Regions from separate parts of the Homo sapiens genome. Here region 1 is linked to region 2. A link is a loop called in an ENCODE intact Hi-C map of the cell type or tissue named here. Cell type or tissue: heart right ventricle. All regions are shown on one strand. Links, peaks and the distances in the headings refer to the core of each region. The heading gives the core; the rest is flanking DNA. Region 1 overlaps LOC107986462 (a long non-coding RNA gene). Region 2 overlaps HTR4 (5-hydroxytryptamine receptor 4).

Region 1 (11,245 bases), core at 5,582-8,081, 150 kb after region 2:
GGCGTTTTGGATTACTGTGGATGTGCCTGAGCACTCGAGGACTATGAATTTATTTACCGGGAGGTAAACCAACTTAAGAGAGTAAGTTTCTATGTTGATAAAGAAACAGAGAAAGAAATGCCCAGGGCAAAGTTCGCAGGAAGGTAAATGCCAAACCAGAGCCTTGTTAAAAAAATAATATTCTAGGAGCACCCCTTGGGTATTAATTCTTCCTGTATTCCCAGCACTTTGGGAGGCCCAGGTGGGAGAATCACTTGAGGTCAGGAGTTCGAGCCTGGCCAACATGGTGAAATTTGATCTCTACTAAAGCTACAAAAATTAGCCGAGTATGGTGGCATCTGCCTGTAGTCCCAACTACTTGGGAGACTGAGGCAGGAGAATTGCTTAAATCCATGAGGCAGAGGCTGCATTAAGCTGAGATTGCACCACTGCACTTCAGCCTGGGCAATAGAGTGAGACTCCATCTCACTAAATAAACAAATAAATAAAATTCTAGGAATTGTAGAAGCACCCTTTGGATATTAATTCTTCCAAATCCACCCATCCTAATTTGGTCATTTCAGGTTGCCCAACACACGAATTTATGAATCACAGAAACTCATTTAAAAGGATTTGGTTATTCACAAAGTAAGGGACTACAGGCTAATTTTGATAATAATGAGCGTAACTTCTCATATAACTTCAAAGTAACATGGAATAAGATTCAAATGTTTGTTCACTATGAAAAAATGTATTTGAAGAAGAAAATACTTGGACCATCAAAATCATCCCCATGCTATAAATTATATATATACAAATCCTATGAAAAAAATCAAACGTGGACCAGACTATGACCAGATAGCATGAATACTACATAAAGAGTCAACTAAGATATTGAACCTGATAACTTTTGAAAATTTTCCTGATCTGATAGTCTATGTATATGATTGTTAATTGTGGTTTAATGCTATTTTAGCTAACAACTTAATTTTATTTACATTTTTAATAAAGTAGAATTACAAAGGGGCCACTTATACAGTTTATAATGCACTGAGATCCCTTGTGTGATCAACATATAAAGTACATGTGTGCCCACCACATAGAACATGAAACTTAATTCTCTAATTTCAAAGGATTACAAATTGTAATGATGGTTGTGTTTTTGGTTTATGAGATTGTTAGTTATAGCTATGATTTATTTGAAGCTAAGGCTTTGAAGGTCCTAGAATCCTTGATTCTAACTTTGTTTACATGGAAAGCATCTTTGGCTTTATGATCATCTACTTTTTGATGCAGTTCCCAGAAATGTGTTATGGAAAAAATTGGAGCCTACATAGATTTTTTAATTGATAAATTATATTTATTGATAAATTATACATATGTTTATATGAGTGCATTCTGTACATGTTTATATAAATTATATATTCAAGGAAAAATGCGTCTGAAAACTAATAACTGAATTTTGAATATGCAATAAAATGCCAAAGTCAACTCCCATGCCTCAGTCTTGTGGAGCTTCTCGGTAACCTCCAAGATCCCAGGGCATTCTCCAGTAGCTATGTCGTTTGAAGCTAGAGAATTTTCTGACTCCAGTACCAGGTTCCTCTCAAAGGAAAGCTAGTAGCCCCGGGCCCCTAGATAATGTGATTTTACCAGATTCTACCTGTCTGCCTGTCTGTCACCTTCATCAAGGCCTCCAGCAATAAGACAAACCTCTATGACATGGTCACCTAATGAGCAGAGGATGGGGATCCTGTCCAGCTACTCTCAGAGCACAAACCACGAGGAGGCATTTAAGGCAGTGTGACAATGTATATCTGGAGGTCTTGGATTGAGGTTAAGCATGTGCATCCCTGCTGAAGCCTTTAGAAAAAAAAAACTGGAGGGGGCATGTCACGAGCCATCCAAGAGCCTGGAGTTCATCTCCTTTAGGCCCAGGTTATGTGTGATGAAATCTAGGTCCCATCTCTTCTGAGTGTGGAACAATGGAATGAACCCTGTCAGCAGTCAGGAGACAGAGTAATGTCCAGAGTAAAATAGACTTAGCTCTTTTGTTTACCTCTTGGGACCTATCTTCTCACATATAAAATGCCAGGGGTGGACAAGAATTAGGTTTACACATCAGAATCCTTTCTTCATACACAAATCTACCTGGAATTCCATCACATAAAAGATTCAAGCAGGACGGGGAATAGGTAGGTCTGGATCTCCCATCTCTGGTTATTATAATCTATGCCCTGGATGGAATGTTCTTGGGAGCCTAAAGCCCAATCGCTGGACCAGGGAATACCCTCTGTGCTGGTGCTTGTTTACCTCCTGTCCTTAGCTTTTCTGAGGCGGTGTTCATAATACTGCCATGAACTATTTTTTCCAGGTGACAATCATTTCCTCAGAATCACACCTCCCCGTTAGAAAATCTCTTCCTCCATTCAGAAAGCACACTGTCTCCTGAAACTTCCTTCCTAGAATGAAGACCTAAGCCTTCACCGGCTGTGAAGTACCTGCTACCAGACCCCAGAACCTCCTGCAGAATCCACCTCCAAACTAACCTACCCTTGGGAGAATGTCCTCTTTCTTGATTTCTTTACAAATCGCCTAGTTCCATGTTGGAGCATCTCTAGATTCATTTAAGGGGAAGAGACTAGTATTGATTTAGCACTTACTGTGCGCTAGGTGATTTCTATTTGCTATAGTTTAATTCTCTCAACAGCACTATGGCATTCAGAGAAAAAGAGATTTTCTGAACACCGACTATGAGGCAGGGTCTCTTGCCAGAAGTCTACTAATAAAGAAACCGGACAAGGTCTCTACTCTCTCTTGTCAGAAACTAGAAAATAAACAAGGAGACACATGTACATGAATAAGGCAAGTTTAGATACTGATATGTGCTATAAAGAGAATAAAAAATAGAGATGGGCAAGGGGGTGTTTTAGATGAAGTAGTTAGGGAAGGTTAGATGGAGGAGGTGAGCTCTGTGACAGGGGACAAGCATTCTAAGGAGTCAGGCATATATTTGATCTGAGGGAATATCAAGTCAGGCGAAGGGAAAAGCAAATACAAATGCACTAGGGCAGGAATGTGCTTGACATAGCCAGTACAGCCTAATTAATGCGAAAAAAAAGTGGTAGGAGATGGGATCAGAGAAATAAGTAAAGGCTGATCATAATTCAGTAGCTTTGGTGCCATTTACCAGTTACTACATGTCAGCCTTGGTGAAAGCATTTTACATGAGACACCTCATTTAACCCTGTTAAGGTAAGTATCATTTTCCTATCACAGGGATCAGAAAACCAGGCTGTACGTCAGAGAAGTTAATGTGGAATTTTTCCAAGGATGCAGAAATTACCTGCAGCTGGAAATGGAGCCCAGGTTCCACCAAATCTAAGGGGACTTGATCCACCTGAGGCCCGTTCTTGTTAGCAGCAAGAACAATCCTTGAAATGGATGGATTCTCTTCTTGTGCACTTTTCCCCTTTGCCCCTTTGTTTCTCCGTGGAGTTTTGGCTGTCTGCAAACAAAGATGCATTTATACAGTAGGTCTTCATTGATTTCAATTTAGCTAGTTCCAAATAGCATCTAATTGGAAGGAAAAGCCAATTATTGGCCAGCCAGAAAGTGATTCTTGATAAAAATTATTTTATCAGAAATGAGTGGAAATCAATCTGGCTATGTAATCAGTAGACTTTCTCATGCATTTCCTTATCTCTATCCTTACTGACATCATCCTTTCTACAACTGACATTATCTTTCATCTGGATTGGGGAATTAGGCTCTAAAACATAAGTTTCAGCATGCCATTTCCCCAATCAAAATCCCTCAAGGACTCCTCATAGCCTACCAATACTTTCTGTAAGTCCACTGTTAGAGTTTTTCTTCCAGAATATGCTCAACTCTTCGGATTTGCACATTCAGCTACTACTCCTGCCGTTCTTTCCACTGGGCATGATTCCCCTGGCACCTCTTACATAGTGTATTTCAAATACCACCTCCTACCTGAAGTCTTTTCCAGCCTCCAGGACTGCATGAGGTTTTTGACCTATTCCAATCCCCAAACATTTTATTTGTTCTTCTCCTGTGACATTTTGATATGCTTTTCAGTGTGGTTCATTAATTACGTTCTTTTTGATCTCTCCTACCAGATTTTGAGCTCCTTGAGGACTGTGGCCAATTCTTATTGCTCATTTTTTTTTCTTAGTGCCCAACACAGGTTTTTGTACACTGAAGTTATCAAATAAATTCATTGGATGTATTTGTTTGGAAGAATGTGAAGCTTTTCATTGTTACGGCATCTCCACTGTACCAGCCCACTTTGCCCCTTCAGTCCCAAATCTCAGTGCTGCTCTGCCATTAGTACTCCACCCACTTCAAAAGCTGCAGCCTTCTGATAAGAGAAAACTCTTTCTGTGACAGTTTTGAATAAAATCAAGATGTTTATCACACCTCTTTCAAGTGGCAGAAAGATTAGAGTTTTAAAATACCGTTATATCACCGAGTTATGGCAAGTTTATTTTCTCTTTTGGTCCTGTCTATTGAAAAAGGGCTTAAGCTTAAAGTTTTGTATTTATAGAAAGTTGTGATGAAGCGGACTGAAGTTTTGTGAGTTACTTGACATTGTGTAATCTTAGAGGACATTGGCCTCCATTTCACCAATAATGGCATCTATTGAGACAACATAGAGCAAATGAAGCATGAACTGAGCCAGAGATGTAGAATGGACCCAGTGAGAGTTATTCAGGCTAGAGTGTAACAAAGCATCTTTGAAAGATGTCATAAAATGTCAGATTTTTCAGCAGCATCCTTTCTAATTTGCTGTGTGGCTGGGAATGTCTCTGCACCTTTCTGCCTAAAGTTTTGCCATTTGTAAATTGAGAAACTGTCTTTGGTTAGGAACTTGGGCTTTGACATTACATGGACATAAGTTGAGATCTAGAGTCTACCAGTTACTGAATGTGTGACACAAGCAAGTTCCTCAACTCTTGGAGCTTCAGTTTCTTCTTTGCAAGGGGATAATGATAGCACATTCCCCACCCAGTGTGATGAGGCGTCAGTGGGTTAAAGCATATAAATAGTGGCACACAGTCTCTGGCATACAGTAAGCTCTCACTGAAGTGTAGCTGTTACTATTATTACTCTGAATTTCATGACATTTGAAATTCAGAAGCAGTATGTGGAGTCATATGGAAAGGGTTGTTGAGAAACCAGGAGCGGGGAAGTGGTGGAAGTGGCAGGCAGTGATTGTTTCTGTGCCAGTTGTCTAATCTGAGAAGGCAAAGGCTAAGAGGACTATTCAGGAGAAGATGGAGATGGTAAAGGATTTGGCTGTGGAGTCACAGAAGAAACATAATCTGCACGCATGGAAAATGGTATCTACTTGTCATTCAGTGTCTTCTTATGACACTCCTAATATGCCTCTTAATCCTCTCCAATTAATGTGTCTCCCAAGCAAGAGTCTCACTTCACCTTCTAAGACAGTAAAAGGATGCAACTTTATTGAGCATATAAGATAGTCAGGACTACCTAAACACTTCACATATTTGGTAACATTTAATTCTCGTAAAAAAATTTTGACTGGATTGAATCCCTGCTTCCCAATTTGCAAATTTGCTTCTTCAGACACCTTAATTAATTTCTCTGAGCTTCAGTTTCTGTATTGCTAAAAATAGAGGTATTAACACTACCTAACTCATGAGGTTGTATAATTTAAATAAAATTATGATAGCAATTAACACACTGCCAGGGAGATAATTGGTAGTTTCTATTATTGTTTTTATTATTATTGTATATAATGCCCATTTTATGGGTAAGTAAAATGAGGCCTAAGGAGACTACTTTTTTTTTTGGAGAAGGAGTCTCACTCTGTCATCCAGGCTGGAGTGCAGTGGCGCCATCTCGGCTCACTGCAACCTCTGCCTCCCGGGTTCCAGCAATTCTCCGCCTCAGCCTCCCGAGTAGCTGGGATTACAGGCACACGCCTCCACACCCGGCTAATTTTTTGTATTTTGATAGAGATGGGGTTTCACCGTGTTGCCCAGGCTGGTCTTGAACTCCTGACCTTAGGTAATCCACCCGCCGAGACTACGTTTCTAACCGAAGGTCATGCAAGTTATAAACAGCAGAGCCAGGCTACAAACCTAGATCTGTCTATGTTGAGAATCCATGCTCTAATTTTCTGGCTGCCTAGAAGGTGAGAGACAGAAGTAATGCCACCAAACTTTAAAGAGACACTCCCTCTGAAATTAGAAGATATTTTACAATACGTGAGGGTAGTCTAGTAGCCTGGATGAATAGTCATTTAAATTGGTCTGGAGTCCTGAATGAAAGGGCAGACATTATCTGTACTTTTAAAAACTTGGTCGAGATCAGATAATTTAATTTCGATTTAGTCTTTCTCCGTATTGAATGTCATTAGGGGGGTTACGTCATTTCATTCCCTGAATTAGCATGGCAATCATCAGTATATGGCCTTCCTGTCAATAGGGTACAAATAGGGACCCATATGCCACTGCTTAATGATGAAATTCTTGGCCAGGATAAAGATCAGCCCCCCCACACCACCCCCACATTCTTTCTCCAAAGCCTTATAGCGATCGCTTTTTATCATTCTCAGTAACTTGCCGCTGGGAAGGTCGTGAGTCATCAGCTACTAAGGCTTTGTGAAAGAGAACCCAAGCCAGGGTTCTGTAACTTCAAGTGAAAAGGCCTTGGCTCGCTGAGCAGAGGCACCATTTCTGGTGGGACCTCTTGTCCCAGCCAGCTAGAGAGTGGGCAGTTGGTCAAGGGATATGAGTCAGTGGAAGGAACTAGGAAAGGGTACTCTTATCAGGGTCACTCTTATTATTGCATCTCCTCTCCTCAGCACAGAACCATCTGGAAACACTGAACTTGTAAGACTAAAAGGCCAAAATCATTCTTGAATTCTGTCTCATCTAATAGTAGCCGTCTCGGTGGAGAGCATTCTCTATTTATTCTCTAATTTCCTGGCATTTCTTTGCTATTCAGACCTTCCTATTACAGCTGATGATTTTACTGAATAATGGGAAAAAAAAGACATGGATTGTGATTCCACCTTGCATTTTGCCGCTCACTAGCTGGGTAAATTCTGGTAAGCCACTTACCTTCTGGGTCTCAGCTTTCTCATGAAACAGATGCCCTAGACTACCTCACCAAATTTTATTCATTCACTTGACAAGTGTTTTTGCGCTGTTAGAGGAGAGATACATAAATCAATTTTGTTCAATGGCCACTGAACAAACACCGATAGTGATTATGTTAATAGGTGAGAAATATCTAGTCACAAAAAACAGAAAGCCAGGCAAAAAGTAGTAAGACCAGTGAGATTCACTAAGATACTATATTCTAAAATATGTAGGACTGGGCAACAAATTCAAGATATTACTGTTATTATTACTGATTGTCTAATATTCCAGGTAGGAAGTCATTTTTTATTTTCCAATCTTCCAAGTCTCTTACATTTATTCTTCAAATTCTCTTACTTTGATACAACTTATCTAGTCTTTCACTACTCACCACTTCATATGAGGACAACTACGGCTATCTTCTACCTCTTTTTTTTTTTTTTTTTTGAGATGGAGTCTCGCTCTGTTGCCCAGGCTGGAATGCAGTGGCGCGATCTCGGCTCACTGCATGCAACCTCTGCCTTCTGCGTTCACGCCATCCCCTGCCTCAGCCTCCCGAGTAGCTGGGACTACAGGCGCCCACAACCACACCCAGCTAATTTTTTGTATTTTTAGTAGAGACGGGGTTTCACCATGTTAGTCAGGATGGTCTCAATCTCCTGGCCTTGTGATCCACCCGCCTCGGCCTCCCAAAGTGCTAGGATAACAGGCACAAGCCACCGCGCCCAGCCTCTTCTACCTTTTTTCCCTCTACATCTGGACATTCCATCAGGCTGATGTTTTTAAAATCACACATACACACACAACAATAAATACAAAAAGAAAAAATAAAGTTATGCCCTCCTAAAATTTTCTATATTCAGCAACTCTACTCAAAAACTTTATGTAGTAGTGCCCAGTTTCTCATCAATATGTCATCCACTCCTACAACACAGTGCCCAATTCAGAGTACAATAAGTAAAACTGGGCCAACTCCCACTTCCTATTTCAGCTCTCAGGCTGTGTGCAACTTCTCCCTGCTAACCATGCTTTTCTTCCATCGCCTGCCAGTTAAAACCAAGGCCAAGTTCATTGACTACCTTGTCTATGAAACCTAATGGAGCCTACCCTGACCTGTTTAATACATTTTTCCACAGGACATAGTTCCCTGGGGCAACAACCATAATCTCCCTGGGTGTTCTCAGGCCTACATACCAAAGAGAAGCATCCAAATTAGCTATCTCCACATAAAACTAAACAACAATACCAACACCAACATCACCAGCACCACCAGCAAAAAACAGGACAAGGTAAAAGTCATTCTCTAATTGGCAAAGACACGTGGGTCCATATAGATAGAGTATCTCAGGAGATAACAGAAATGAAACAACCTAATTAACCATCTCAGGAATGTAAGGAAAAAATGCTATCAATTTCACCATTTTGCTTGTTTTCATTTAAACAAACTTTAAGGAGACACCCACTGTGTGCCAGGCATTGTGCTAAGTGCTAGTAATGCAAAATAATAGACTCAGGGCTTGTTATGCCAGTCTCTATGGGCCTGATCTTGGGGCTGAAGATAAAATGGAAGAGACTCTGTATTGCCACCTTCTGTGGTTGCATATACCCTGTTGGGTGCTCTGAATGCTGGTCACTGTGGCCAGCCTGGACTGTGATTAATCTTCCAGACCGGTTTGCAGACCCAGACACCTATGCCAGTGGGAAACTGGTGAGTGGAACCCTATGTGAGTATCCTGAGAGTATAAGAAAGCATCACACGGACAGGGACACCTGGAAAACCTAGTACTGATCACCACACACCAGCAACTTTTTGTGTTTCCCTTTTTCTCATCAAAGGTAAACTACACTGAAACAATTCTACTGTAGTGCTAACATTTAGGGCATAAAAAATCCTTTTGAGAGTCTGATGAAATCCATGATCTTTTCCCTAAAAATCTGGACATATGCACACAATTTTTGCCACATTTCTAAGAAGTTCATTTATTCCCTGAAATAAAAATCCAACGTTAAATAACAATTAAAATCCCTGCTTTAATGTGAATCTGTATTGGTGGATACAACAATAGTGATTTATAATAAAGTCACTAGGTTCTCCCTATTTTCCTGCCTGTGGTTAGTGATGTATTTATTTAGAAGTCATAAGTACAGTCTTCTAGTGCCATTTTTGTGAGCACAATGACTCATTGTAAAAATAATATTTCTACGTATAACATCTTTCTTTCCTCCACATAGTTCTATGGAAATTATCTCATAAATTGTTCCAGGTTCCCTAGAAACTGGATTAAGGAATATATTATTGCCTTCCTTTACAAGGAAGGCATGATTCAAATGCAAAATACAGAAGAGTCTGGGAAAATGGCTGAGATATTGGGGAATGATTGAATTCAATCAGAAATCAGAATTATTTCACTCAACAGGGAGTTATGTATTATATGCCTGCTATGTGTCAGGCATTGTACTAGGCATGGGGTCGGCTAGCTCTCAGCCTGCTATCTAGCCCCCAAGTCTGTTCCAAGAGGAGAAACTATATTCAATTTGAAAATTGACTGGAGAAAGTACAGTATCCCTAACTCAGTAATAATATCCTACATTTTAACAGCATACACGGAGACAGTGTAGTGTGGGTTGACACAATTTTTGAAAGTAAGCAAAACTGGATTCAGATCCTGATTTCAGCACTTATTGAATGGCCTTAGTTAAATTCCTGAAGCTTTTGATCTTTAGTTTTCTTATCTGTAAAATAGAAATTACTTTTAGAGGCTGGGCCCACAGTGGCTCATGCCTGTAATCCCAGCACTTTGGGATGCTGAAAGGAGCAGATCATTTGAGGTCAGGAGTTCAAGACCAGCCTGGTCAACATGGTGAAACCCCGTCTCTACTAAAAATACAAAAATTAGCTGGTCATGGTGGTGGGTGCCTGTAATCCCAGCTACTTGGGAGGCTGAGGCAGGAAAATCGCTTGAATCTGGGAGGTGGATGTTGCAGTGAGCTGAGATTTTGCCACTGCACTCTAGCCTGGGCAGCAGAACGAGACTCCATCTCAAAAAAAAGAAATTACTTCTAGAGCAAGAGTTAGCAAACTACAGCTCTGTGGGCCAAGTTCAGCCATATGTGTGTTTTTTTGTGTGATCCTTGAGCTAAAAATGTTTTCTGCATTTGTAAAGGGGTATAAAAACAAATAACAACAATCAAACAGGAAAACAAGGAAAGCAAAAAAGAATATGCAACAAAGACTCTATGTGGCTTCAAGGCCTAAAATACTTACATCTAGCCCTTCACAGAAAAAGTTTGCTAACTCTAAAAAAGTTGGCAACTCCTATTCTATAGTCAGAATGCCTGCATTTGAATCCTTATGGCCTCTTACCGTCAGTATGATCTTGAGCAAATTGCCAAACTTCTGTATCTAATTTTCCTCATATGTCAAGTAGAGATGATAATAGCACTTATTTTACATGATGGGAAGCTGCATATGTTAATATGCTTAAAATGCTGAAAAAGGAGGCTTATATATAGTAAATATTTAAGAAATGTTAGCTATCTTTATTAATAGCACCGTTACCACTGTCATCAGTTATTCAAAAATACTTGTGAATATTAAATAAGATAGTGACCATCAAACAAATAGGACAGTGCCCTTCTCACAATAGGTTCTCAATAACTGTCAGCTATCATTGCTGTTGTCATCACCATCACCATCACCATTATCATCATTATAATTTTCAAAGCTCTTTCACGTACATCATCTCACTAGAAGCTCCCAACCACCCTGTTGTTGCTGTTGTGATCTCCCTCTGATACATGAGAAAATGAAGCTTGGAGAAATGAAGAGTTAGATACTGAGCCAGGAAGAGGCGGAATGTGGACTAGCGCCAGAGATTTTGCATTCTGGACCAATGTGTCCTCTTTCCACATCATACTGCCTCTCCATCAAAATATCTGAGGATCTGTTGTTTGTTAGTTTTCTCCAAATGATATACTTTGCATCCTAGGAGCCTGACAAGGCAGGCAAACATGACTATGTTCCTCCCTGGCATGGTTATGCAGACAGGAAGCTGGGATAATTGGATTCCAGCCATTTGGTCTCAGGACTGCATTTGTAACCAGCCAACTGCTGATGACCAAGCCTAGTG
Region 2 (11,245 bases), core at 5,336-7,835:
TGACTTTTAGACAAGCTATGATAATTAAGAGTTTCAACTAATTTAGTACTTTAGTAGAGGATAAGATAAAATCCCCTCCCTGAAAGGGAATGTTCTGATGGCTTGTCCTTGAATTGAACTGAATTTTATCATCGCACCACTGACAGAAGTTTTGCAAAACAAATTGAGTCACGCCACAGAGTCCTGAGAATCAGAAAAATTGTGTCTGATTTCTATTTGTAACTTCAAATGTTATTTTCTTTGGTTGCATTACTGATGGCCTAGAATCACCCAGATGACACCCCTAACTGAGGGTGGGGCATATCAGCCAACCAGTCTTCTATGACTGAGAGACTCAGACCAGTTCTCTGGACAGTCAAGCCTGAGGGTTGTGACTTTCTACACTAGTAAGAGGGGAATAGGCTATGAGTAGAGACCAGCCTTGGAATTCATGAAGTGCATCTGTGTGAACAAAATGAAAAAACAAAAGGGTTCGATCCACTTCAAAAAAAAAAAAAGGCTTTGCAGCCAGGCGCGGTGGCTCACACCTGTAATCCCAGCACTTTGGGAGGCCAAGGTGGGTGGATCACGAGGTCAAGAGATCAAGACCATCCTGGCCAACATGGTGAAACCCCATCTCTACTAAAAATACAAAAATTAGCTGGGTGTTATGGCGTGCACCTGTGGTCCCAGCTACTCAGGAGGCTGGGGCAGGCGAATCGCTTGAACCCGGGAGGCAGAGGTTGCAGTGAGCAGAGATCATGCCGCTGCACTCCAGCCTGGCGACAAGGCAAGACTCTGTCTAAAAAAACAAACAAAAAAACCCCAAACAAACAAACAAAAAGAACTTTACTTCTAAGAACCTCATTTTGTTTGCAGGAACATTGATGCTTCTAATTAAGAGTGGGGAAGTTGAAAAGTATTTAAAATATCTCATCTAGTCAAAAATTCCTAAGCTATTAGTCATGTATTTTTTAAAGCTACAAATCATATTTGATTAATTTTGACATGCTTCTATCCAATTATGTTGAACTGATGAGGTTTTACTCTGAAAATAATAACTAGTACCCTTTTTATACCAGCTTAATTTTAGCAGTGTTTTATTTAGAATTATGTAACCTTGACTCTGCCACCCTCTCTCTACCCTTCCTGTCATTGCTGTCTTAAGGCTTCACCTCTTTTCTGCATGATTGGCATCATCTCCAAACACCTTTTTGACTCCCTAACTCCAATTCATTTTTCAGCCAGACGACTGGCCATCTTTCTATAGCCTAATCCCAGCCTTCATGTCCCCTCTTTCTTTCACCAATTTCCTACTTGCACCTCAAAGTATGAAGTCATTTATCATCTCCTGACCCCCAAGCCTCCTGACCTCCCCTCTATGCTCCCAGACCTCTCTATACAAATTGCTGTTATCAATTATTTATAATTGTCATTGTTGTTTGTAATTAGTGGTTTAACATGCCTGCCTCCTCTGCTGGACTTCGTATGCCTGGTATTTAGTCTGACATCTTATAATGTTGGAAGAATTTAAAAAACATTGATAAAGCCTTTATTTTATTTTTTAACTCTTTAGGCAATATCTCCACATCATTGAAGGCCCATCATAGAAAGTTTTGTGCCCAGTGGATATTAATAACCATTACCCATCTCCACTCTATGCCCCTGAAACTTCACCCACAACACACTGAATTTCACTTGCAGCCTGGAATCTGAGGCTACGGGATTTGGAGAAGAGACGGGAGAGTGAAAAGAACACAAGTTCTCTATTTGAGGTTGAAAAGGCTTCTCCTGTGGTGCTGTTTGCAGATTTCCTGGCATGTGATTGCTAATGACAGGGACAACATGCCTTTTATTTTGTATCCCTTAGGTGGGATCTATTCCCTTGCTCAGGCTGCCACCCTCACCACCATCCCTGCTACTACTAGCTAACAGGCACTGAATGCTCAATGAGTGTAAGTGCTGAGCTCAACTCTTCACAAGTATTTTCTCATGCGCTCCATATGACCACTCTATGAAGGGGTGCTCTTATTATCTGCATTTCATATTGAGGTGCAGAAAAGTTAATTAGCTTGCCCAAATTTATACAACTAATAGTAAGGGATGGAACCAACCAGCCAAACCTAGGAGGTCTTATTGCAGTGCTCAGATCCCTGACTACCACATTACAGCTATTTGTAGAATTTACAGATACTGGTATTATTACACCAATTCCTAAGATCAGCATTACTCCTCTTCTACAAGTGCTGCTACTACTACTGCAGCTGTTACTATTCATTTTATTTCTACTGTCTCTACTACGATAACCATAAACCCCTAAGACTTTCTTTGTTCCAGGTGCTGTGCTAAAGCTGACCGTACCTTAGGTCACTGAGTCAGCAATACAAATAGCCCACTCTAAGAAGGAACGTCTATATCATCCCAGATAGGTGAGGCCATGTGCTCTGTGATTCAGGAACCCTCCAAGAAAATCCGGGAGGGGGAACGCCCTTTTAATAACCTTTCTGTTTCTCTTTGACTGACTCATTCTCTAGGAATTCTTTCTCATCTCTAATCAGAAATCTGCAGTTGCTGTTACCTCTTTATTTATTTATTTATTTATTTTTGCCATCCTCAGAGGTGACTGACATCAGCTGAGGACCTAGAACGTTAGCACGGGAACACTCCAAAAGAGGGTTGAAGTCCCTCCTGTGTATCAGAATTCCATTCCCACTTCAGGATCCTAGAAAGCAGCAACTCTGCTTGGGCTTGAAAATTCCTGTCCTGTTTTTAAGTATGTCCAGATAATTGGTTAAATTTGACTTAGCAGTCAACTAAACCCAGATTATTACATATATCAGTGAAGAAAAGCAACAACAGTGAGATCGTGTCAAATTATGCAATATTTTAATAGGTCTGACAACAGGTTTTGTTTTACAGGATGTTAAGCTCATCCTCTGCCCCTTTACTCCCCTCATTTTCTGTGCTGTTGTTAAACATCCGAGTATTTCATTTGTCCAATTTTTGTCCCCATCTCTTGTCTCTTCCCACAGAGCAGGCATTGTCTGTCTCTGTGGAGAGGCCTTGGCTACCGGTTTTCCTCACTGGGCTGCCTAAGATTTCCTTAAGATAAGTTCAAAGGCCCATTTTTCCTGAAGGACCTGGGGGCAAGGAGCTTGCTTCCATTGCAGTCTCTGAACATTTTCCAAGCAGGTAATTGTGGTTTAGGAATGTCTGGTGCCTTTTCTGTTCTGTTGTCTTTTCTCATTCCCTGCTGTCTTTTCCTCCTCTTCCTCTCCTGTATTGCATTCTACTTGCCTTGTCTTCCCTGTTTCTCTTTCTCTCTTGCATTTGCACTCTGCCCAACACTCTTTTTCTCATTCACATTTACAACTCATATTTTCTACCCCTTCTTTTTCCTCAACAGCTTTATCCCCCTAGTCCCTCCCTCACTTAGTTCATTGGACATACATTTCCATTTTGCTTTACAAATAGGTTTTTAGGGGTACTTGCGTACATATTTATGAAATGACAAATATTCACCAACTATTAATAATATGTATGGCTGTTTGTGGTTAAAAAGGAGTGTGAGATAACAATTCTGGCTAGTAATAAAACCTTATATTAATGATTTATTTATATAGTCCTTCAAAAAATTTACAACGTGCTTTCACATACATTGTTATCTAAGTCTCACAATATCTAGCAAAATAAGGGCAAGTATCATTAACCCAACTTATAGATAAGGAAAATGAAAATTTGAGAGGTATAAAAGATATTTTCTTTTGCACTTAAAGACACACCGCTAGTAAATAACAGAACCAAGTTTTGAATCTGTAAGTTTTGCTTAAGTTCAATGTTTTCTTACTATCCATGTGTCAGTAAGTAAACACAGGAGTATCAGAAGGATATCAGCCTGACAAGAATGACATCACAATATGATAAACTATTGGTAGAGAGGCATGGTGGTTTTATACAGTGTTTCTTGTAGGTTGGGACATGTGGAAAGGTTAAGTAAAGTTTGGTGAGATGTGGCTGGGATTTGAAGACAAAGTTACCCATCAGGATAGGGCTGGTTACAGAGAAACATAACAGGTACATGAGGAAAGATTAGTCCACAAAGCAGTTTTATAACACACAGTTAGCATCAGGCAAATCCAGTAAATGGTAATATTTAGACCATAGCAATGAGTAATCTGGAAGTTGACAATTTTAAACCACAGAGAAGATGCTTAGTTTACTTACAGAAGTTTCTCAAAATGTACTAGGGACCCATTTGCAGTTCTTAGATTGGGAGGAATGATCAGGTAGACAGACTCCTGATCCTGAAGCCACTGGGGTTTGGAGCAATTATTACAAGAGGCAGTCAGAAACATCAGGATGCATTTGGATACCGGTCAAAGCTGGAATGCAAATTGGCATCTGGGTCTCAGGATCCACACAGAAGCCAAGAGCCCAGAGCTGGGATCCAAATAAGCAGCAAGAATGACTTGATGTTGAGTATTGTCAGTAACTCAGAATGAAGTATTGAAATGACCTTTGAATTCCCTTTATTATGGATGGACCAGATCACCAAGGCAAGTTCTAAAAATGATAATCATGACCTGTAGACCATTTTTTGAAAAGGATAAATGAAAAGGAAATTTCAGGGTGAAAGTACATCATCAGGAGAGACTTCACTAGAAGCCACCCCTTGAAGTACAGAAAAAATAGATTATCCATGGAATCGCTCTTCAAATATTTGAAGAGTGCTGTTAGGATTTTTACAGTTTTAAGCAAGATAAACTAAATTCAAAGTGGCTTCAGCAACAGTGAGAATTTACTAGCTCACCTAATTGAAAAGTTCAAGAACACAAACTTGCTGGACCACAGCCTCAAAACAGTCGTTAGAATTGGTCTCTCTATGCTACCATGGACTGACTAGCAGAGTCTGGACCAGGAGTTTGATGCAACTGGCAGGTACTGCTAGGTGTGCTAGGTGGTAGATTCTAGTGGAAGACAGGACTGGAAGACCAGGTGGCTCATAGGGTTGGAAAAGAGCAGAAGTCCAGAGAAGACAGCTAAGAGAGTAGAATCCAATTGTGCTGGTTGGCGATCACACTGGAGGTTTTTATGTCAAGGCCAAAGCTTACTTTTGACTCTCTGTCATGCGTGGGCAGCCCTGATGTCTTGGTTATACATAGAAGCATGATTCTGGAATCCCCTCTCAGTAAATTGATTTCTTGTTAGGAATTGGAAGACATGAAGTTAAATATTCTTGAATTTCAAAGAACCTTTTCTTATTAACAAGCACTAATGAGTCTCCCTAACTCAAACAAATAATTACAGTTGAAATGTAATTTTCACTGTGACAATGATTCTGCTAATATTCCTTTCCTATTTATGGATATTTTTCTGACACATACAAATATGCTTGTGTACATATGTGATGAATGGGGTGTACACGTGAGGAGGTGGCAGTGACTGTTCTTCTAAGTAAGTGTATATTCTCACGTGGGTGTGAGTTGTGTGGTTACAGCATCTGTTGAGTCTCAATGTGGTTTCCTTTTGGTTAGTCTGAGACAAGGCTCTGCTTGAGATGGAGAAGATAGTGAGGGCTAAGTCAAGGCTTCCTGAATATCATCATATCACAGAAGCCTGGAGAGACAGAAAAGGGACTTTACAGAGCAGGTTGTCCAATAGAAATATAATGCAGACCACAGATGCTAGCCACATATGTGATTTTAAATTTTGTAACAACTATGTTAAAAATAAGCAAAAAGAGATGGGTGAAGCCAATTTTAATAATTTATTCAATTTAACTTAACATATCTAAAGTATTATTTCTGCCTATAATCAATATGCAAATTATTAAAGTAGTATATATTTTTGTACTTAGTTTTCAAAATCCATTGTGCATTTTCCACTTACAGCCCAGCTGAATTCTGTCCAGCCACATTACAGGTGTTAAATAACTAAACGTGGCTAGTGGCTACCATATCGGACAGTATAGTTCTAGAACATACATTCCAAGGTCAGCAAATTACTCAAGTGGGTCACCACCTTCCCTTCCTACTGCCATCCCCACTGGAAACACTGCCAATCTATCATTCTTTATTCCTGTGCCTGGTTCTGCTATGACTTCACCTTCCTTTTCAACACAATGTTTAAGGCTGCCATTACAGACTGATCAGTTTCTTGGCAAGCAACTTAAAACCATTTTGTCAGCACAGATGGTTCAACCTCTGACTTTTCTTCCCTTTTCTCCTACCTTCTTTGTCGAGGCTGTGAAGCTCTCACTGGGTCTGGTGCAGGTGCTCTGCCCTTGTCTGACCTTGCCCCAGGTGAACATCCAGCCCTCAAGGATGGAGTCTCTCTTTTGCTTACATTACCTCTTTTCCCCTAAAATATCAACACATTTAGTTTCTCAAACTCGGCTTGTCTATTGTCTGTTCTTGTACCCTGGCTATTTATAATGAGTATTTTTAGCATAAAATACCTCAGAGCTTTTAATTTATTTTGGTATCCTTTTTTATATTATCAATTGCCTCATTTCAAAATAAACAGGCTATATTTTCCAAATTCCTTCTTTGGACCTGATATGTTTCATGCTTTTCTGTTTTCTTTTGTGACTCTGTCAAGTTACAGCTCATTTCCTGCTTTGGCCCTTTCTTTTTTAAAAATTTTTTTATCTTCCTCCTACAGCTTCTACAATCTTGGCTGGACCAGGCAAATCACACACAAAGAAGTGTGGGGACATCCTCCTCTGTGGATTTTCAGTCGTGTTTTCAATTTTGCATTGTGTCGATGGCTAGGCTGTGTGGGCTCCTGCTGGCTTCATTAGTGTTTTCCTTGGGCTTCACTGCAGATCCCTATTGATAGCCCCACGTTGTCTGTACATAAAATTTGGTCTGTAGCAAGAATCTGAACAAAAACAAGTTTGTTTTGAATTGAGGGCAGGCACTACCTTGGGTTTTCATTCCATAATTAACTTAAATGATTGCCTAGTTTTCAAAAAGATTTTGCTTTCTTGGTCAGAAAAAAATATATTTATCTAATTTAATAAAGTATCTTAATTTTCTTTGAACAGGCAGTGTTTGTAAGGGCATTTTTTTCTTGCAAGCATCATTAATTGTAGTTCATTAGAACTTCATAGATTATTAAAACTGGAAGGGACCTTAAAAATGGTCTGGCCCAATCCTAGTGTTTACAAGCCAGGAGAGAGAGGTCCGGTGAAAAGGAAAGATGTCCCAAGGCCACCTACAATGGTCAAAAACAAAGCTGGACTGAATTCTAAGGTTTCTTTACTCCAAGATCAAAACTCCTTATTCCTAGGTCCTTTTTCTTTTTTCTCTCTCTTCCTTCTTTCCTCCCTCAATTCTTTTCTTACTTTCTTCTTTCCTTTCTTCATTCACTTTCTTTTCAATCCTCCTAGAGAATCAAGATCATCTCCACTAAAATATAACCTTCACAGAATATATTCCAGATATACCCTACTAAATCAACCCAAAATGAAAGTGATTGGAATCGGCTGTATGTGTCACAATCCTCAGTATACTTCTGTGGTCACCAAAGCCTAGGTCATAATAACAGGCAATTTGGATTAAATTGACAGTGGCCCTTAGCTTTGAACTTTAAATATTCACATCCATTTCTTGAATGAAGACTTTAACGGCTAACCAAATTTGTGGTTGACATGAAGGAACAGTGATAGGTTGAGCAGCCTGATAGGAGGTCCCATAGGAAAGGGAAAGCAGGCACAAATGAGTTAAAGGTGTGTGCAAGGTTAAAATCAACAAAGGATGGTGGAATACCTTGGAGCTTAGCACAGCAGTGAGCTGTTATCATCCTTGTGCCTGAAGGGCCGAGGGGAGAGAGTTATTATCAGATCCCACAAAGAGATCAGGAACACAGCTGCTGCCAACCTGTAACCCACCAAGGCAGGAGATGAAGAAATATGGTGATTTCACTCTCCTGCTAATGCATCCTGTTGAGTAAGCCCAATTGAAGCCAGAGGGAAAGAAGCTGGTTGATACGGTCCATAAGCTGAGCCTGGTTGGAGAAGAGTGTAGAATGGATCAGAAAGAGTAGATGGAACACACAGGAAAAGTTGGTTGCTGCTTTTGACTGCACAGTATCCTTGCGGATAGAACCCTGATTTTGCTTTTGGGGAATGACTGCTCCTTGACTCTTGGGTTCTTGAGTTTTGGGTGGGGTGAACTGTGTCATCAGGCTTCAGAGTGGGCATGTTCTCCAGGTCTGGCCCCACTCAGAGCACCTGACCCCTGGCTACAGTGATTGGTTCAGAAGGGTACAATCAGAGTGACTCCTGGGACTAAATCAGAGGACTGTTTTTCCCCTAGAGTTCTTGAGAACATAGAAGCCTAGAGATGCTGATGGCCATCTCCTCACGTTTTGGAGAGAGCTGGCCCAGGAATGAAGCTGTTGCCGAAGAGGGAATTGCTGAGAGACAGTGGGAGTGAAGCTAAGCCTTGCTGACTTACTTGAGTCTGTGACTTCCACTATGCATTCAGCTAGCCTCTCCTACTGCAACTTTTAGCATCGCAGCCATACTTTGCCTTTTGCTTGAGTCCCTTTGAGTTGAAGTTTCTGAAATTTGAAACCAGAGTCCTGATTAATTCATTACTGTAAGAACCAGGTAAGAGACTTGACTAGGTTAGGCTGGGCGCCGTGGCTCATGCCTGTAATCCCAGCACTTTGAGAGGCCGAGACAGGCAGATCACAAAGTCAGGAGTTTGAGACCAGCCTGGCCAACATGGTGAAACCCTCTCTTTACTAAAAATACAAAAATTAGCTGGGTGTGGTGGCGTGCACCTGTAATCCCAGCTACTCAGGAGGTTGAGGCAGGAGAATCACTTGAACCTGGGAGGTGGGGGTTGCAGTGAGCCAGGATCGCGCCACTGCATTCTAGCCTGTGTGACAGGGCAAGACTCCATCTCAAAAAAAACAAAAAAAAACAAAAGAGAGAGACTTGACTAGGGTAATATTATAAGAAGTGTGTGTTAGGCTGTGCTTGCATTGCTGTAAATACCTGAGATTGGGTAATTTATAAACAAAAGAGGTTTAGTTGGCTCATGGTTGGGTAGTCTGTACAAGCAAGGCACTAGCATCTGCCTGGCACCCCAGGGTGCCTTTACTCATGGCAGAAGGTGAAGCAGAAGCAGGCACCAAAGCAGGAGCAAGAGAGAGGGAAGTGGGAAGGACCACACACTTGTAAACAACCAGATCTCGTGAGAAATCACTCACTATTGTGAGAACAGCACAAACATGGCATTAAACCATTTATGAGAAATCTATCCTCATGATCCAGCCACCTCCTACCAGGTCCTACCTCCGACAATGAGGATTATAGTTCAACATAAGATTTAGAGGGGACAAATATCCAAACCATATCAAAATGGAAAGGAAATAATGATATAAGATTCTGTAATTAATAAAGCTAACTATGGTTGGGTTTAGGTGATTAACAGGAAAATGCAATAAGATTAGTAGAGTTATCTAATAGCTGATCATTTACCCTGTTAATTACTCTTCCAAGTTTCATTAAAATACTTAAATGATCCTGGTGTAGTGCAGAAGTCATTAAAAACTATGTTGGCTATTGTGGAGTTTATAAGGTAAGTTATAACTTTTTTATATGGGTGATAGAAGAAAAAAATCTGTCTGTGTATGTACAGAAAAAAATCTAGAATGATATGCACCAAGGTATTTACATTGCCTTAATTTATATTATATTATTCTTTCTGGTGAAGATGAACACAGATACTAATGTTCATTCATGTGTCTATATTTTTCTGCTTTTTTGTTAATGATCATGTATTGCTTTGTAATAGGAACAAAATAAAGCAGACTTCTTAGAGTCAATAATATTATATTATCACAGCAACTGAAGAGGGTAAATACTGATCACAAGGGAGAGGAGTTGCTCACTAGCAGATAGAACATGCCCTTGTAATTTATCAGCTGAGTGAATGGACTGGTATGGGAGGGGGAAAAAGCATGCCTATTAGGATCAGGAGGGAAGATGTTAAAATAACTCAGGCTATAGGTGCAGCCCTGAACTAGAGAAATAGAAACAGGCCATTTTTACCTACTTTCCCGCTTGAGATAATGATCATTATAACACACTGTGTCAAATTTCCATCAAAGAGAATTCTAAACACATTTTGGAAAAATAAACCATCAGAAAGGTTTAAAATAAGTGTGCCTTTTCCCTTTCTCAGGCATATCCAACAGCATGTGTGTCAAAAAGCACTAACCCTTGTGGTTATCAAGACAGTTCACTCACAAGCTCCTCATATTTCTCCTTCGTGCAGATGCCCAGAATCCATTCATTGAGCTAATACGTGGCCCTTGTTGCCTAGCAACATTTGTGGAATTACTATGTGTGCTTCTTAATCACTGTAAAGTCTTGTCCTTTATTTTATATTGAAAAATAGAAAAGGAGAGAAAGCTTATGGAAACCAAAGGGAAAAAGAGACTGCCCGAACTGTATCTTCCAGTTGCAGATTAAATCACAGCATCTGGGTCAATTTAGACAGGACAACATTTTTCAAAAAAGTATTTTGGCTCCCGCTGGAGAAATTGATTGACAAGTGAAAGTCCTGAATCAGCATTTTACCTGAGCAGTCTGCAAGAAGAGGATCCAGAAACTTAACCACTTAACATACCTTTAGGAGCTTTATTTTATTTTATTTTATTTTATTTTATTTTATTTCTTTCTTTCTTTCTTTATTTTTTTAATTATTATACTTTAAGTTTTAGGGTACATGTGCACATTGTGCAGGTTAGTTACATACGTATACATGTGCCATGCTGGTGTGCTACACCCACTAACTCGTCATCTAGCATTAGGTATATCTCCCAATGCTATCCCTCCCCCCTCCCCCCACCCCACAACAGTCCCCAGAGTGTGATGTTCCCCTTCCTGTGTCCATGTGATCTCATTGTTCAATTCCCACCTATGAGTGAGAATATGCAGTGTTTGGTTTTTTGTTCTTGTGATAGTTTACTGAGAATGATGATTTCCAATTTCATCCATGTCCCTACAAAGGACATGAACTCATCATTTTTTATGGCTGCATAGTATTCCATGGTGTATATGTGCCACATTTGCTTAATCCAGTCTATCAATGTTGGACATTTGGGTTGGTTCCAAGTCTTTGCTATTGTGAATAATGCTGCAATAAACATACGTGTGCATGTGTCTTTATAGCAACATGATTTATAGTCCTTTGGGTATATACCCAGTAATGGGATGGCTGGGTCAAATGGTATTTCTAGTTCT

The links. Hi-C counts contacts between places; a loop is a spot of excess contacts. Peaks named below come from ENCODE experiments on the same cell type or tissue, not always from the same donor. Only the 100,000 strongest peaks of a DNase experiment are listed, where the experiment ranks them.
Region 1: a loop joins it to region 2, with 1.9 times the contacts of the local background. A loop is called at or near these places in 2 of 110 quality-filtered maps.

Annotation. Positions count from the first base shown.
Region 1 is chr5:148,469,619-148,480,863 of GRCh38, reverse strand. The region is part of intron 2 of LOC107986462 (a long non-coding RNA gene); the gene reads right to left. It also overlaps a transcript of HTR4 not described here. Among named protein-coding and RNA genes, the nearest start is that of FBXO38, 91 kb to the right of the region's middle. In heart right ventricle, for the core only: no CTCF peak of the experiment used is centred there; a DNase peak (open chromatin) is centred at 6,663; H3K27ac peaks cover 2,286 bases.
Region 2 is chr5:148,615,139-148,626,383 of GRCh38, reverse strand. All of the region lies in intron 2 of HTR4 (5-hydroxytryptamine receptor 4), which reads left to right. Among named protein-coding and RNA genes, the nearest start is that of HTR4, 34 kb to the left of the region's middle. In heart right ventricle, for the core only: no CTCF peak of the experiment used is centred there; a DNase peak (open chromatin) is centred at 6,753; H3K27ac peaks cover 1,684 bases.